Linked DNA regions of Homo sapiens: region 2 is linked to region 1. A link is a loop called in an ENCODE intact Hi-C map of the cell type or tissue named here. Cell type or tissue: ascending aorta. All regions are shown on one strand.

The links. A loop is a pair of places that touch in the nucleus more often than their neighbours do. Peaks named below come from ENCODE experiments on the same cell type or tissue, not always from the same donor. Only the 100,000 strongest peaks of a DNase experiment are listed, where the experiment ranks them.
Region 2: it touches region 1 in a loop (4-fold over the local background); 9 of 110 quality-filtered maps call a loop at or near these places.

What each region holds. Positions count from the first base shown.
Region 1 is chr19:34,498,405-34,506,404 of GRCh38, forward strand. WTIP (WT1 interacting protein) reads left to right here. Exons shown (of 8, transcript NM_001080436.2): 8 at 1,725-8,000. The coding sequence ends at 1,865. Among named protein-coding and RNA genes, the nearest start is that of WTIP, 21 kb to the left of the region's middle. RefSeq lists enhancers at 1-754, 5,015-5,836, 6,847-7,347, 7,348-7,848 and a silencer at 3,406-3,465. In ascending aorta, a CTCF peak has its summit at 3,303 (motif pointing left); DNase peaks (open chromatin) are centred at 1,887, 3,287, 4,677, 6,587 and 3 weaker places; H3K27ac peaks cover 1,945 bases.
Region 2 is chr19:34,354,840-34,362,839 of GRCh38, forward strand. It overlaps GARRE1 (granule associated Rac and RHOG effector 1), which reads left to right. Exons shown (of 14, transcript NM_014686.5): 14 at 1-727. It also overlaps a transcript of GPI not described here. Among named protein-coding and RNA genes, the nearest start is that of GPI, 6.4 kb to the right of the region's middle. RefSeq lists an enhancer at 5,081-5,687. In ascending aorta, a CTCF peak has its summit at 4,363 (motif pointing right); a DNase peak (open chromatin) is centred at 4,592; H3K4me3 peaks cover 1,584 bases; H3K27ac peaks cover 2,344 bases.

The DNA.
Region 1 (8,000 bases):
CGCTCCCTCCTCCACCCACTTGCTTCACTTTGCCCTCGGGGCTGCCAGGTTGTGGTTGTCTTCACTTTCGTTTCTCCTTGAGTCTCTTCTGCCCAGGCCTGTTCTCTTCCCACCTCCTCATGGAAGGTTCTGCTGTTTGCCGTCTTCTCTTTTCTAGTGATCTGCACCCCCTGGAAGAGGTGGTCTCCTGTTTTGTCTTTAAAAACCATCACGTGACCGGGCGCGGTGGCTCACGCCTGTAATCCCAGCACTTTGGGAGGCCGAGGCGGGCGGATCACGAGGTCAGGAGATCGAGACCATCCTGGCTAACACGGTGAAACCCCGTCTCTGCTAAAGATACAAAAAATTAGCTGGGCGTGGTGGCGGGCGCCTGTAGTCCCAGCTACTCGGGAGGCTGAGGCAGGAGAATGGCGTGAACCCGGGAGGCGGAGCTTGCAGTGAGCTGAGATCATGCCACTGCACTCCAGTCTGGGCGAGACTCTGTCTCAAAAAAAACAAAAACAAAAAACCCCATCACGTTTGGCTGGGTGCGGTGGCTCACGCCTACAATCCCAGCACTTTGGGAGGCCGAGGTGGGAGGATGGTTGTGAAGCCAGGGGTTCAAGATCAGCCTGATCAGCATAGCAAGACGCCATGTCTACAAAATACAAGGGGAAAAAAATTAGCCGGGCATGGTGGCACATGTCTGTAGTCCCAGCTGCTTGGGAGGCTGAGGTGGGAGGACTGCTTGAGCCCAGGAGTTTGAGGCTGCAGTGAGCTGAGATCGCACCACTGCATTCCAGCCTGGGCGACAGAGTGAGACCCTGTCTAATAAACAAAAAACAGGCCAGGCACGGTGGCTCATGCCTGTAATCCCAGCATTTTGGGAGGCCGAGGTGAAGGATCACTTGAGGTCAGGAGTTCTAGACCAGCCTGAGCAACATGAAACCCCATCACTACAAAAAATAAACAAAATTCACAGGGCGTGGCAGGGTGCGCCAGTGGTCCCAGCTACTCAGGAGGCTGAGGTGGGAGGATCACTTGAGCCCTGGAGGTCGAGGCTGCAGTGAACTGGGATCCAGACACTGCATTCCAGCCTGGGTGACAGTGAGAGACCCTGTCTCAAACAACAACAAACGAATAAACAAAAAACACCCAAACCATCAGGTTTTTATGCTGACACCCATGTTGACTGCTCAGCCCTCTCCCCGCAGTCTGACTTATATCCAGTGACTTCCTCTTGGATACCTGAGAGGCAGCTCCAGTCTCCAGTGCTCCACGCCGGGCTTCCCATACCCCCTCTGGCAGAGGAAGAGTCTTTTTTTTTTTTTTTGAGATGGAGTTTCGCTGTTGTCACCCAGGCTGGAATGCAATGGCAGGCTCTCTGCTCTCTGCAACCTCTGCCTCCCGGGTTTAAGTGATTCTCCAGTCTCAGCCTCCCAAGGAGCTGGGATTACAGGCATGTGCCACTATGCCCGGCTAATTTTGTATTTTTAGTAGAGACAGGGTTTCACCATGTTGGCTGGGCTGGTCTCGAACTCCTGACCGAAGCGATGATCCAGCCGCCTCAGCCTCCCAAAGTGCTGGGATTACAGGTGTGAGCCCCTGCGCCCGGCGGAAGAGTCTTCATGTTGTTTTGCGGCACCCTGCAGATCTGCCCCTCCCCTCCGTCCCTCCCCCGTCCCGTGACCTCTGATGTGCGCTTGTCTGCTGACTCTGGGGCTGGGGGCTGTGTTCTTCCCTAGGACTGCGGGCTGCAGCTGAGCGGGGAGGAGGGACGCCGTTGCTATCCCCTGGCGGGCCACCTACTGTGTCGTCGTTGCCACCTGCGGCGCCTCCAACCTGGGCCTCTTCCCTCACCCACTGTGCACGTCACTGAGCTCTGAGCAGGGGAAAACCCGTCCCTGGGCCGGGGTGGGTGTGGGTGTGGAGGGAGGGCCCGCGTGGGTGGCCCTGGTCAGCGTCAGGGGAGCTCCCTCCAATCAGTTTCCCACCGAGCTGCTGTCTGCAGGGGCCGGACCCCCGCGTGGAAGCTTCTATTTATTCACCGTCTGTGCCTGCTCAAGTCACTTCCCTGCGGGCCCTGCCTCCCACCCACCCCATCACCAGCTTTCCACTTGGAGGCCCCCTGTGCCCTGCAGCCTCAGGGTAGGCCGTGGGTCACCAGGCTGGAGAGGGCCCCTGCCTTGGCCAGGGGTGCGAGGTGACCCGGCTGCATTGCTGGGTGGGAGCTGCTGTCTGTTGTTCAGGGGCCTGGCCCCCGCCCTCCCCCCCGACCCCGACCTCGCAAAGCGCACTCCCGGGCAGGGTGTGGTCTGGAAGGCGGGGCTGGCGGGGACATGGGTGTTCCTGCATCTCCTAGCGCAGTTCCTGCTGGTGGGTGGAAGGGTGCCTGGTTTAGGCGGGGTCCCAGGAGGGGGTGAGGGGTGACACCCTTGGGGAGGGGGCCTGCAAAGGGCACTGCCTGTGGCCACGTGGTGTCTGTGGGAATTGGTCCTGGGGACTTTGATGGGTGTTTGCGGCCCCAGTTGCCGCCCTGCTCCCTCTTCCAGGGCTCCTGGCTTGGGCCCCCCGACCCCCCTGCTCAGCTCGGGAAAATCCCCGTGCGGCTCCAGCCCCGGGTCACGCTCAGGAGCGATGAGAGGGGCGCCCTGGCCACGCTTCAGGAAAGCCTGTGTCTGCGCGCGGGGCAAGGGGCTCCACGACAAAAGGACAAGATTTGACTTAAATTAAGTTTTTCCCTTGAGGATATTTTCATTTTCTTTAAAAGAATATAATTTTCTTCTAAGATCTTGGACCAGCCTTGTTATTTTTAAAGCAAATGCCGGCAAACTCACAAGTGTCTAGTTTGTCTGTTACGGAGCTGGTTTTCAGGTGGTAAGAACCTTGTGGTTTCAGGACTTTTGTCCTGAAATTCCTCTAAAACTTCGCCACGCGTGTCCACCTTTCAGACTTTAGGGTAGTGTGGGGTTCCGTGTGTGTCCGGGTGTTAAGGGCGGTCGCCCCATGAAATGCAGTGTGGAGGTCCCTCCGTGCTCCCCGGGACACACTGACGGGAATGTGGGGTCTGGACATGGGAGGCCCTGGTCCTGATGCGGAATCCCCAGGGGTTCAGGGGACATCTGGACTGAAGTCACTCGCCCCTGGGAGAGCCTGGACCCACCTCTTGGCTGCTGCTCTCCCCTTCCTCCCCCACCGTCAGGTGTGAGTTCTGTGAATCACTCGCGGGGCTGGGCTAGGCTCCGGGAACCAGCAGGGCTGTCCAGGCCGAGCCCAAGGGAACAAACACCAGGAGGCGCCCGCAGGGAAGTGGCGGCTTCGGAGTCCAGCAGGGCCGAGGCATGGCGCGGGCGCCACCTGGTGGGCTGAGCCGGCAAGTACAGGGGTGGTCAGGGAGCCTTAGCCAGGGACTTACACAGCGTGGAGAGCGCTGCATCTTAGAGTGGGGCCTTCAGCAGGACCAGGGGCCACTTCTTGGAGGAGGTGATCCCACTGGGGCCAGAGAGTAAAGTCCAGGCGTGGAGGCTCCGGTGCTGGCTCTCTCCTGCTAGCTGAGCTGCTTTTTCTTTTCTTTTCTTTTTTTTTTTTTGAGACGGAGTGTCATTGTGTCACCCAGGCTGGAGTGCAGTGGCACAATCTTGGCTCACTGCAGCCTCCGCCTCCCGGGTTCAAGCAATTCTCCTGCTTTAGTCTCCCGAGTAGCTGGGACTACAGGCGCACGCCACCACGCCCGGCTAATTTTGTATTTTTAGTAGAGATGGGGTTTCACCATGTTGGTCAGGCTGGTCTCCAACTGCTGACCTCAGGGGCGATCCACCCACCTCAGCCTCCCAAAGTGCTGGGATTACAGGTGTGTACCACTGTGCCCGGCTTTTTTTTTTTTTTTTTTTGAGACAGGGTCTCGTTCTGTCGCCCAGGCTGGAGTGCGTTGGCACAATCTGGGCCTACTGCAACCTCTGCCTCCAGGGTTCAAGTAATTCTCATGCCTCAGCCTCCCCAGTAGCTGAGACTACAGGTGTGCCCCATGACGCCCAGCTATTTTTTTTTTTTTTTTTTTTAAAGACAGAGTCTAGCTCTGTCGCCCAGGCTGGAGTGCAGTGGCGTGATCTGGGCTGACTGCAACCTCTGCCTCCCACGTTCAAGCATTCTGCCTCAGCCTTCCAAGTGCTGGGATTACAAGTGTGCGCCACCAGGCCTGGCTAATTTTTGTATTTTTAGTAGAGTCGGGGTTTCACCATGTTGGCCAGACTGGTCTGGAACTCCTGGCCTCAAGCGATCCATCCGCCTTGACCTTCCAAAGTTCTGGGATTACAGGCGTGAGCCACTGTGCCTGGCCTTACTTTTTGTATTTTTAGTTGAGAGGGGGTTTCAGCATGTTGGCCAGGTTGGTGTCAAACTCCTGACCTCAAGCGAGCCCACCTTGGCCTCCCAGAGTGTTGGGATTACAGGCTTGAGCCACCGTGCCTGGCCTGGGCTCCTTTGCCTTCTAACTGGTCAGTTGCAAAGCTGTCCTCTGAACTGTCCTCTCTGCTTCCTCCCTCAAACCTGCTTTGAGCCGGGTTTCTCCTTGTTGCCAACCCGGTCCTTCTCCTCCCCTTCCTTTGCATGTGCCATGGTGGGCCCTGTGCTTATATCCATGGGGTTGCTTCACTGAACCCTGCTCCATCCCGGTCACCATGCACGCTCCTGCCAGCTGGCCTGAGTCATCACAGCTTGGAGTCCCCCCAACCCCACCCAAGTAACACACTTTGTCAAAGGTCGCAGTCAAGGGACTGCATAGGCCCTTGGGGCAGTGGCCTCACCAGGCCACACTCTGCCCTTTCTTTCTGGGCCCCTGGGCCCCGCATTGCCTTCTGTCAGGGCTGGTGGCCACTGCTCCACCTCCTCCCCCGGAGCTGTGCATGGCAGTTCCCTCCGTGGGAGCCACTCTCCCGGGGTTTCTTCCTCTATGAAGAAACCTTGGCCTCTATGAAGTCAGGCCCCAGTTGTGACACCTCACTTGACACCCAGAAGTCTTGGCCTCTGCTCTCCAAGCTCATTTGCCAACAGCAGTATCTCCATTTCATGCCCAGGGGTGACACTGACCCCATGATTATAGAGATGGAGGATGCTGTGTGAGAACTGGGCTGAGCCATGCCAGTGGCCTGTGACCCTCCAGCCCTGGATGCCACCCCCCACCTGCCCAAGGGGACCCCCACTGATGTGGTCTCTGCTGACACCTGTGCCTGTGCCTGGGGTCCCTGTCATCCTTCCCTGGTCTGAGTGGCAAGTCTCCTGCCATCCCTGTCCCCGCTATGCGGTGAGCTCTTCAGCTTGGGCCCGCCTGGTGGCTCACGCTACTCTCCACCGTGCCTGGATTAGGGCGAGTGCTGAGGCTGGAGCTGACCCTGCCCTGGCCTTCAGGGTCTTGGCTTAGTTCCACCTGCACTGGTCCAAGTCCAGCCTGGTTGCCTAGTGAAGGATCCACAGTGGGTACATAAAGGGCCAAGCGCTGTCCACGTGGACACATCCTATGTGGGCGTGAGTGCTCCCTGCAATCCCCAGACAAGCCTGCCTCTCAGCGGGGCTCAGCTCAGAGACATAGACCCTGGAGGGCTGAGTCTGCCTGTGTGCGTGTGTGTGTGCATGTGTGTGTGTGTGAGAGAGAGACAGGGATGGGGGGAGAGTGTGTGTATCAATGAGAGAGACGGAGAAAGTCGTGTGTGAAAGGGATTGAATATTTCAGAAAATGAATGAGAGAGATTGGGAGAGATGGTGGGAGGTGGAGTGGGAGAGAGACCTGTTGTTTAAGAGGGAGACTGAGTGACTCCGAGAATGAGGGGGAAAGATACGGAGACAGGATAAGCTGCAGAGAGAGAGGGAGAGAGGGATTGAACTGGAGCGAGACCAACAGAGCCCTGACGCTGGGATTTGGGAGGATTTGGTGGGTTCTCAGTGACCCCACTGAGGCCTGACCCACCAGTGGAAAAGGCTCACCTCCTGTAAGTGACCACACTGTGGGGTGTAATTGTGTGTTTGTTTGTGTGTGTGTGTGTGTGTCTGTGTGTGTGTTGGCGTCGCCCTGATGGCCTCTTGGAGGGTCCTGGGGTGGGTGGGTCTTGGGCATGGGGTGCCCTCTGCCCTCATTCTTTCTTCATCCGGGCTCCCTGCCCCTGTTGGGGTGGGAAGCACAGATGTCAGCTTGCTGAGCTGCAGGTACCATGACAATCCCAAGTGGAACTGCTCTTGGGGGGCTGTGTGGGGAGGGGCCACTGGGCAGGATTTATGAGACCTGGGCAGAGGTGTGGGGAGCAGTGTGGGCCAGAGGGTGACTGGGGGTTGGGGTGAGTTGGGTAGGGTGCAGCTGTGCTCATCCCTCCCACCCAGCCCCACCCTGAGGCTGGTCTCTAGCTCGTGAGCAGAGGCCGAGAGAAGGCCCTTCCCCATCACGGGGTCCTGTCTCGTCCGGTCTGGCAGCCCTCATCTGGCCAGGAGGCCAGCAAGGACTTCCGGTGCCACACTCGGGAGGGGTGAGGGCTTTGCTGGCTGCAGGGTTAGGAGTAGGCGCAGCCTGTGGGGCCCAGGAGAACCTTGGGGTGGGGATCAAGAACAGGTCTGGGAGAGGGGGGAGCATCAGGGCCACCTGCAGCCTCCACCCAGCCCAGCTCTGGAGGCTTTGCCCCCACCCCGCCCCCATGGTAGGCGTGTTCCCTAGAGGCTGGTGGGGACCTGGGAGAGGGGCATGTGCACACATTTCATGGGGATGATGGGGGACTCTGGGAGCCAGCCTGGGTGGGGGCTCAGAGGTGGGAGGGGCCCTGAGGCCTGAGGTGGTGGAAGGAGCTCACCTATCTCAGGCCCAGGCCCTTGCCAGGTTCCTAGTCCCTGGCCGGATACCCCAGGGTGGCCTGGGATCCTGGAGAGTGCTCAGGAAACTCAGGAGGAGTGTGGACGCGGCTCCTCTCCTTCCACCCACTTCCCTGGCCCTGAGGGCATTGCTGGGCCACCATCCCAGACCTGGGGCATGTGTCACAGGGCTGCCAGGAGGGCATAGGGCCCAAGGATTCCCCAGGGATGCCAGCCCCCCTGTGGGCCCTCAGGACTGGTAGCCCTGGGCCCCCTGGCGCTTTGTAGGGAGGTGCTCAGCAGTGATGGTTGTGTGCCTGTCACACCCACCCACCTGTGCCTCCCCCCACCTGCCACGCCCATTGTCCTACACCCAGCGCACACTCCTCTCCACGCTGCGCACGTGAACCCGCCCGGGTCACACACCTGCCCTGCCATGGTGACAGGACTGTGTGGGATCTCTGCCTCCCTGCCTGAAGTTCCTGCCATTGGGACCTGTCACAGGCACACAGGACACAGCTGGCTCACCCTCTTCTCTGACAGCACCTGGGCCATCCCTGATAGTGATCAGCCCTGCTGAGGAAGGGTTAGGGTGGGCTGCAGGCTGGAGGCCAGGGAGAGGCCCTGGACCGGGCCTGGCATTTACTCACCCTCCTCCCATCCCACACTGTCCCGGAGCCTCCATCTCCACCTGAGCCAGCTGGGTTGATGCGGATTTCCAGGCATCCTCAGCGGGACCCATGGCCTGGGGTCACCACCTTCCTGAGCTGCGTGGATCTCAGCCAGGACTTCTCGTCCCTGAGAACAGATTGGGGCTGGGAGTCCCAGCCCGTCCCTGGACCAGCCCTGCCATCAGCTTGCCCAGCCTAGTTCCCTTTCTCTTCTGCGCTCTGAATGTGCACTCCGCGTGTTCAGATGCTCATGGTTTCTGATGAGAAGTTGGCTGTGTCTCTCACGGAGCCTCTCTCGGAGGTGATGAGTGACTTTTCTCTTGCTGCCGTCAAGATTCCTGGCTGTGGATTGGATGGATGGGAAGCTCTGTCCCTGAACAGCCCTTGTGACTATGGGGCTGTCCTTCCACAGTGTGCACTGAGGGTGCAGGCCAAACCTTTTAAAGAATAAACAGAAAGAAATCGGCTCTTTCACTTCTTGCAAGTTGGTGAAAACAGACTCTTCCAGGGAATTTTAACTTTTTA
Region 2 (8,000 bases), 140 kb before region 1:
GGATGCATTGCTGCCTGTATTTATGATCTTTTGCCGTGGTTCTGAGCATTCACCTCACCATGTTTACAAAGAACTGTTTTGTATATAGACATTTTCAGGCACGTGCTTTGCACCAACCCTGCGTGGCTCTTGTCTGTGTTAGCTGTCACGGTGTGCACACTAATCTCTGTTAAAGTTGTCTATGGCTGTTCTACTTGTAAGATAGTTTTCTATTTCCTTCAGTAATGTGTCCACAGTACCCTGTATTTCGAGTTCCATTATACTGAAGTACTCATGTTTTAATAGTGCCTCTCCAAAGGCCTCACCTTGGACAGAGGTCAATCCTTGATGCTCCAGCACAGGTGACGTCACTAATTGTCACTTTCCAGTTTGTTTTTCTCTATTAAGGAAGACATTTTCTAATTGCATCTCCATGGGCTGTGAGACTGTGTGAAGCCGTTTGTGTGGTCTCCATGTAGGTGCTGTGTTCCCGGCACCGCCTTGCTCTGAACACTGGTAATTCCAGGTGCTGCGCTTGGCAGAGGGGTCTCGCCAAAGCGCATGTGTGTGCATGTGTGAACGTGTGTGTCCTTTGCATGGTTGGGCGTGGGTGCCTTGCTAGGGCATCAGCAGGACATTGTGTGTATAGTTACAATGCTTCCAAACTGGAACTCTACATTTTGTATCTTTTAAAGCTCCTATAAGTAAAATAACTATTGGCTTTATTAAAAATATACATTTAATAATACTTTGTATCCTTGTTTAAAATGAACTGCAGAGGACATTATGTCAAAAGCCCTGCCTGACTCATTGCTTTGAAAAGCTGCATACTGAGTTGGTTTTTAGGTCAGCCTGTCCTCTGATTCTAGCAAGGGGAAGACCACTTGGGATATTACGGTGAGCTGAAGTGGATGGGCAGGAGGGAGAACAAGCAGCTACGCCTCCCCTATTGGCTTCCCTAAGGCCCAAGCTGGTTTAGGCCCCTGTGCAGGGGGAGCCAGTGCAGTAGTGAAGGAGACGTCCTCTGCAAGGGTGCAAGCTCTCTGGGTTGGGGTCTACCAACACCCATGTTCCACCAAATGTGGATGCTGTGACTTGCCCAGCCAGCTTGTCCAATGACGAGACCCAAGAATGAGGGCTTGTTTTACCCTCTTCCCAAACCAGGGACCCAATCTATGGCAGAGATACTGTGCCTTACAGGGATAAGAAGGACCTGTCTCTGCCGGCCGCAGTGGCTCACACCTGTAATCCCAGAACTGTAGGTGGCTGAGGCAGGTGGACCACAAGGCCGGGAGATCGAGACCATCCTGGCCAACATGGTGAAACCCCATCTCTACTAAGAATACAAAAATTAGTCGGGCATGGTGGCGTGTGCCTGTAATCCCAGCTACTCAGGAGGCTTAGGCAGAAGAATCGCTTGAACCAGGAAGTCAGAGGTTGCAGTGAGCCGAGATCGCACCACTGCACTCCAGCCTGGCGACAGAACGATGGGGCTGTCTCCAAAAAAAAAAAAAAGCCAGGCACTGTGGCTCACGCCTATAATCCCACCACTTTGAGAGGCTGAGACAGTAGATCATGAGGTCAGGAGTTCAAGACCAGCCTGCCCAACATGGCGAAACCCCATCTCTACTAAAAATACAAAAAATTAGGTGGTATGGTCGCAGGTACCTGTAATCCCAGCTGCTTGGAAGGCTGAGGCAGGAGAACTGCTTGCACCCGGGAGGCAGAGGTTGCAGTGAGCCAAGACTGCTCCACTGCACTCCAGCCTGGGCAACAGAGTGAGACTCTGTCTCAAAAAAGAAAAAGAAAAAAAGAAAAAAACAAAAACAGGACCTGTCTCACTGGATGATGCCATCGTGTTAAGCAGAAGAAAGATAGTATCATGAGACCCACAAATGGAGGGCAGGTCACAGGAGCATTTCAGCTCATTTTCATTTACAGAAAGACAGCACCTCAGTGGAACCTTTTTTGACGACCTGAAGAAAATGGAGTAATGTGGGCATTAATATATAAGCTGCTGGTGTAGGAACCACTCTTCTTTCTGCCAAGGTGCCCTGAAGTTGAGCATGGGGACCAAGTCCCAGAGCCTTCCAAATGCACCTCAGGACAAAGTTGCTCGGTAACGGCCATGTTGCCTGAGAGTGCTCAAGAATACACTGGAAGTTCATATTAAAAAGCTAGCAGGGGCTGGGTGTGCTGGCTCACGCCTGTAATCCCAGCAATTTGGGAGGCTGACCTGGGAGGATTGCTTGAGGCCAGGAGTTCAAGACCAGCCTGGGCAACATAGTGAGACCCCATCTCTTTAAAAAAGCCCATATTTTATTCCAGAGTGTTCCCATTTAACACAAGCACCCAGTTCTCTTGACTAGTTCTGATTCACAGCAGTGCTGGAGGCCAGAGGGCAGAAGTCCCGCAGCTCTGGCTGTGTGCAAATGAGTGGGGAGGGAAGCTGAGCAGATGCTACACCTGAGCTACTACTGCAAGGGCTTCACAGGCCTTGGCCCATCTGAGAAATGGGGGAGGATGCGCAGGCATCTTGAGGTACTTGGGAGGCTTGTGACCTTCCTCTCCCACCTGGGGGCTCCTTGGATAGGGGGCTTCCAGTTTGGAGGCTGAGATGCTGCATGCCAACCATGCGGCTGTGAGGGGATGGCCTTTTGTGCACTGTGTGGCCACTGCTGTGACCTGCCTCCTGTTGTGGAGACAGGAAATAAACCTTCCCAATGATCAGCTTCTCTACTGCCCAAAAGCATGTATGTGGACAGCATGACTGGCTACCTCCCAGCGACAGGTACCCAGGAGTCTGAGGCACCTCCAAGGGTAGACTCTGGAAATAACACATGCACCTAGCCTTACAGCACAGGGGTGAGCTCCTGGGCCCAGGCCTGTGTGTGTCAGTGAGGGGACTGGATGTGGCTTGTACTGGAATATTGACTTGGAGATGTGGGCCTAGGTGAGGGAGAAGGATTGTTTCAGGCGTGTCACATTCATTTCAACATTCACGAATGTCATATAAGGGCTAGGCCCTTGCTAGGAGCCAGGACTGCAAAGATACAGTCCCTGCCTTTAAAACTCAGTATTTTAGGGGAGACAACCCATCTTTCCCATCCTTGATAAGAGAACCACCATCCACCAGCAACCCAGTTGCTCAGGCTGAAATCCCAGAAGATATTCTTCGTTCTTTTATTTCCTCATTCAACTAATCAGCAAGTCCTATAAGTGTATTCCCAAGCACACTCAAATTCCACCATGTTCTGGCCAGGCGCGGTGGCTCACGCCTGTAATCCCAGCACTTTGGGAAGCTGAGGCGGGCGGATCACCCGCGGTCAGGAGTTCGAGACTAGCCTGACCAACATGGTGAAAACCCATCTCTACTAAAAAATACAAAAATTAGCTGGGCATGGTGGCAGGTGCCTATAATCCCAGAGAATCGCTTGAACCTGGGAGGCGGAAGTTGCAGTGAGTTGAGATCTCACCATTGCACTCCACCCTGGGGGACAGAGCAAGACTCCGTCTCAAAAACAAAAAAATTCCACCATGTTCTTACATCTCCACTGCCATCTACCTGGACTTCACCTGGCTCCTGCCTCTCCCCCCACAGCCTCAGGGTTTCCCATGCACCCTCCCCTACTTCCAAGTAGCCTTGCCGTGTGTCCTCCAACTTGCCTGTTGCTCCCAAGGCTGCTTGGGCCTCTCCATCGGTTTTCTGGGGTCAGAGCCCATCTTCCAGCCTGTCTTCGTTTCTCATGATAGCACTCAGCACTCTTCTGGAATTTTGTGTTTGCATTTGTGTCTCACTGGAATGAAGGCCCCATGAGAGCAAGGAGCGAGTCTTGTTCATGGCCACATGTGCAAGGTGCAGGACAGCTCCTGTGACCACCACAGTGCAACTTGAGACAGATGAAAGGACGAGTTGCTGGGGCCAGAACTTACGAATTCTAATACTGAGCAAAAAGACAGAACTAGAGGCCGGGTGCGGTGGCTCACGCCTGTAATCCCAGCACTGTGGGAGGATCACTTGAGCCCAGGAGTTCAAGGCTGCAGTGAGTCGAGATCTTGACACTGCACTCCAGCCTGGGTAATATAGCGAGACTGTCTCTAAAAACGAAAAACAAAAACAACCAGACGAAAACATTCTCGCGTTGGGCTAAAAGAATACTATTAAATACATCATCTGGGCTGTTCCAGGACTGGGAGGGGATTAGCACTACGGTGGAGCTGCGGATAGGCCCAAGCAGGCCTCAAATAAATGTAAAGCTTTTTATTCTCGTGGAAACAGCTATGTACAATGGGGAAAATGTTTTTAAGCATCTAGCAAAGGATTCACGGGGCTCTGGTAATGAAGCCCCGAAACGACAAGACTGGATCGCGCAGGGTAGGGCCAACACCAGGGACAAACCCCCGGCCTCTTGGGGGCGCGGTGAGTAGGTGGCCTCTCCAAGCACCACTCCCGATGTGCGCATGAGCGCAGCCGCCCCTACGCAGCGCGTGCGCACGTGCACTCACCACGTCCATCCCAGACGTGCGGACCCGGGTGTCTGCAAGGTTCAGTCTCCACACCCCAGCGCCCGACCCTGCGCGGGGACATGCGCACAAGCGCGCGTCCTGACCACCCGGACGTGCTGGCCCACACGCACACGCGTGCGCATTACCCCCGCCCCATCCGCGCCTGCGCTCAACCCCGCCTACACCTGCTCCGTGGCCTCCCCGGAGGCGATGAGCCAACCCCGGTAGCTCCAGAGGCGTGGTCCCCTCGCCTTCGCCGGTCAACATGACTCAGCATCCTCGGTGGGCTCGCCTCCTCCCCCGGAACAGCTGTCTAAAATCCATGGGCGTGGAAACGCCACGCCACGCCCCGCTCCCGACTTCTTCAGCTCAGGCCCCAGAACTGACCACCCCACCAGTCCTCTGCCCCAGTCCCTCTGCCTTCACTCCCATGGCCACCTGTGCTCCAGGGCCTGCCTGACCCCTGTCCAGCGGCCCTGAAGTAAGGTCTGTGATGTCTAAATGCCGATACCTCAGTTTCCCCATCTTTAGAACGGGGCTCTTGTTTGGAACTGTGCCCGCCACAGCCTGCAGTAAGTGCTAGCTTCATCAATACTCAGTGGCAGTCAATTGCTTTTCCAGGGCTGCCTTATGCTTGAAATTAAATCTTTGCTATCCAGAGTTAGGACTGTCCCCGGACTTCCTAACTTGCCTCTGCTGTCAGGTGTACCCTCTGGTCCGCTCCTCTCTCAGGGCCACATCATCTTGCTGGGGGCACGTGAAGGTGTCCGGCTCTGCAGCATGTTCTCTTGGAATTTCTGGGCTAGGTTTCCTTTCGATTCTCCTTGGTCAGTCCCTGGCCTGGGGGCATGACCCCTCCCAGCTTCACTACCCCCCAGGATCCTGGGGATTCTGAGCCCTAAGCTCTGCGATCGGCAGGACTTGGCTCAGCATATGGTAGTGATTGTACTGATGGTGATAGACAACAGAATATAAAATGACCTTATGGCCAGGCACAGTGACGCATACCTGTAATCCCAACAGTTTGGGAGGCTGAGGCAGGAAGATCTCTTGAAGCCAGGAATTTGAGACCAGCCTGGGCAACACAGTGCAACTCAGTCTCTACAAATAATAATAATAAGAAAATTAGCCGGGACGGGGTGGTCATGCCTGTAGTTCTAGCTACTCAGGAGACCGAGGTGAGAGAATCGCTTGAGCCCAGAGTTCAAGGCTGCAGTGAGCTATGGTCATGCCACCGCACTCCAGCCTGGGTGACAGAGCGAGACACTGTTTCAACTAATAAGACATAACTGGGATGATGAGGAGTGGAGAAAGGGATTGCCTGCTCCTCCACTTTCCCTCCACCTTTTTCCTAGGACTGAAGAGGAACTGGCAGGAGCACAGGTCTCAGGAAGGAACCAGGCAGCCTGGGTTGATTCTCTAGTTAAGAGCAGAGTGGCTTGTTTCATATTTCTTTCTTTCTATTTTTTTGGAGACAGGGTGTCACTCTGTGACCCAGGCCGGAGTGCAGTGGCATGATCTTGGCTCGCTGCAACCTCTGCCACCCGGGTTCAAGTGATTCTCCTGCCTCAGCCTCCCCAGTAACTGGGATTACAGGTGTCCGCCACCACGCCTGGCTAATTTTTGTAATTTTAGTAGAGACAGGGTTTCACCATGGTGGCCAGACTGGTCTCAAACTCCTGGCTTCAAGTGATCCACCTGCCTCGGCCTCCCAAAGTGTTGGGATTACAGGTGTGAGTCACTGCACCCGGCCTTGTTTCACATTTCTTTCTTTCCTTTTTTTTTGAGACAGAGTCTCGCTCTGTCGCCCAGGCTGGAGTGCAGTGGCATGATTCAGCTCACTGTAAGCTCTGCCTCCTGGGTTCACTCCATTCTCTTGCCTCAGCCTCTCAAGTAGCTGGGATTACAGGTGCCCGCCACCACGTCCAGCTAATTTTTTTGTATTTTTAGTAGAGACGGGGGTTTCACCATGTTGCTCAGGCTGGTCTCGAACTCCTGAACTCGTGATCCACCCACCTCAGCCTCCAAAAGTACTGGGATTACAGGCGTGAGCCACCGTGCCCGGCCTCATTTCACATTTCTTAACCTCTCTGTTAAATGGGGAGGACAACAGGGTATCCTTCATAGGACTGCCATGAGGGATACATGGAAAGGATTTAGCATGGAGCTGTGCACGTAGTAAACCTGGCTGGAGTAGTGGCCGTGTTGGTAGTTTTGTAGTATGATGATGAATGGCTTTGGATTAGTACTTTCTAATCCAAAATGGCTTTGGATTAGACTTTTCTTCTTACTTTTCTGTGCTTTCTCCCTGTAGCCACTGTGATTTATGGCCCACCAGATAGGAACCTAGTTTCCTGCTAACATAGAAAATCCAGGCTGGGCGCGGTGTTGCATGCCTGTAATCCCAGCACTTTGGGAAGCCGAGGTGGGTGGATTACCTTAGGTCAGGAGTTCGAGACTACCCTGGCCAACATGGTGAAACCCCATCTCTACTAAAAATACAAAAATTAGGCCGGGTGCAGTGGCTCACGCCTGTAATCCCAGCACTTTGGGAGGCTGAGGCAGACGGATCACGAGGTCAGGAGATCGAGACCATCCTGGTCAACACAGTGAAACCCCAACTCTACTAAAAATACAAAAATTAGCTGGACGTAGTGTTGCATGCCTGTAATCTCAGCTACTCGGGAGGCTGAAGCAGGAGAATTGCTTGAACCAGGGAGTCGGAGGTTGCAGTGAGCCGAGATGGTGCCACTGCACTCTGGCCTGGTGATAGAGGGAGACTCCATCTCAAAAAAAAAAAAAAAAAAAAAAAATTAGCCTGGTGAGGTGGCGGGTGCCTGTAACCCCAGCTACTAGGGAGGCTGAGGCAAGAGAATTGCTTGAACCTGGGAGGTGGAGGTTGCAGGGAAGCAGAGGTTGCAGTGAGCCAACATCGTGCCATTGCACTCTAGCCTGGGCAACAAGAGTGAAACTTCATCTCAAAAAAAAAGAAGAAAAAAAGAAAATCCATGTAACTGGAGTTTCAAAGTAAATGTGAAATCTGGAATAGTTGAAGCTTCTGGGAATCACAGAGGCCAAGTTGCAGAGGTGTACATTATGGAAGATTAAAAGGCAGGGGAAACCTTTGAAATGGCAATCATCAGAGGCCTCACCTCCTGCCTCTTTCGCAATACCCAAAGCTGTTTCTAGGGTTCCTGGTGGTCGGGAGAGGACACTGGACAAGACTGTGGCAGTGGAAAGGTGAACACCCGTAACATCTTTGGAAAGACTTGGAGTTGTGAATGACAACTGAACTCCAAACAGACACTAAAGGGAATCGTTGGTTTACATTCTAGCTGCAGGTAGAGGTGGCCTGGCCCCAGGAACCTGGGCACTGTGAGATTCACTCTGACATCTCTGTGGGGATCATTCTCTTCGTTATTTTCCTCAAGACCAGGGGCTAGAGCTCAGGTCTGTCCTTTCTGACAGGCAGCTTAACACCATAAAAAGCAGAGACTTTCTGCTGCTGGCTGCAG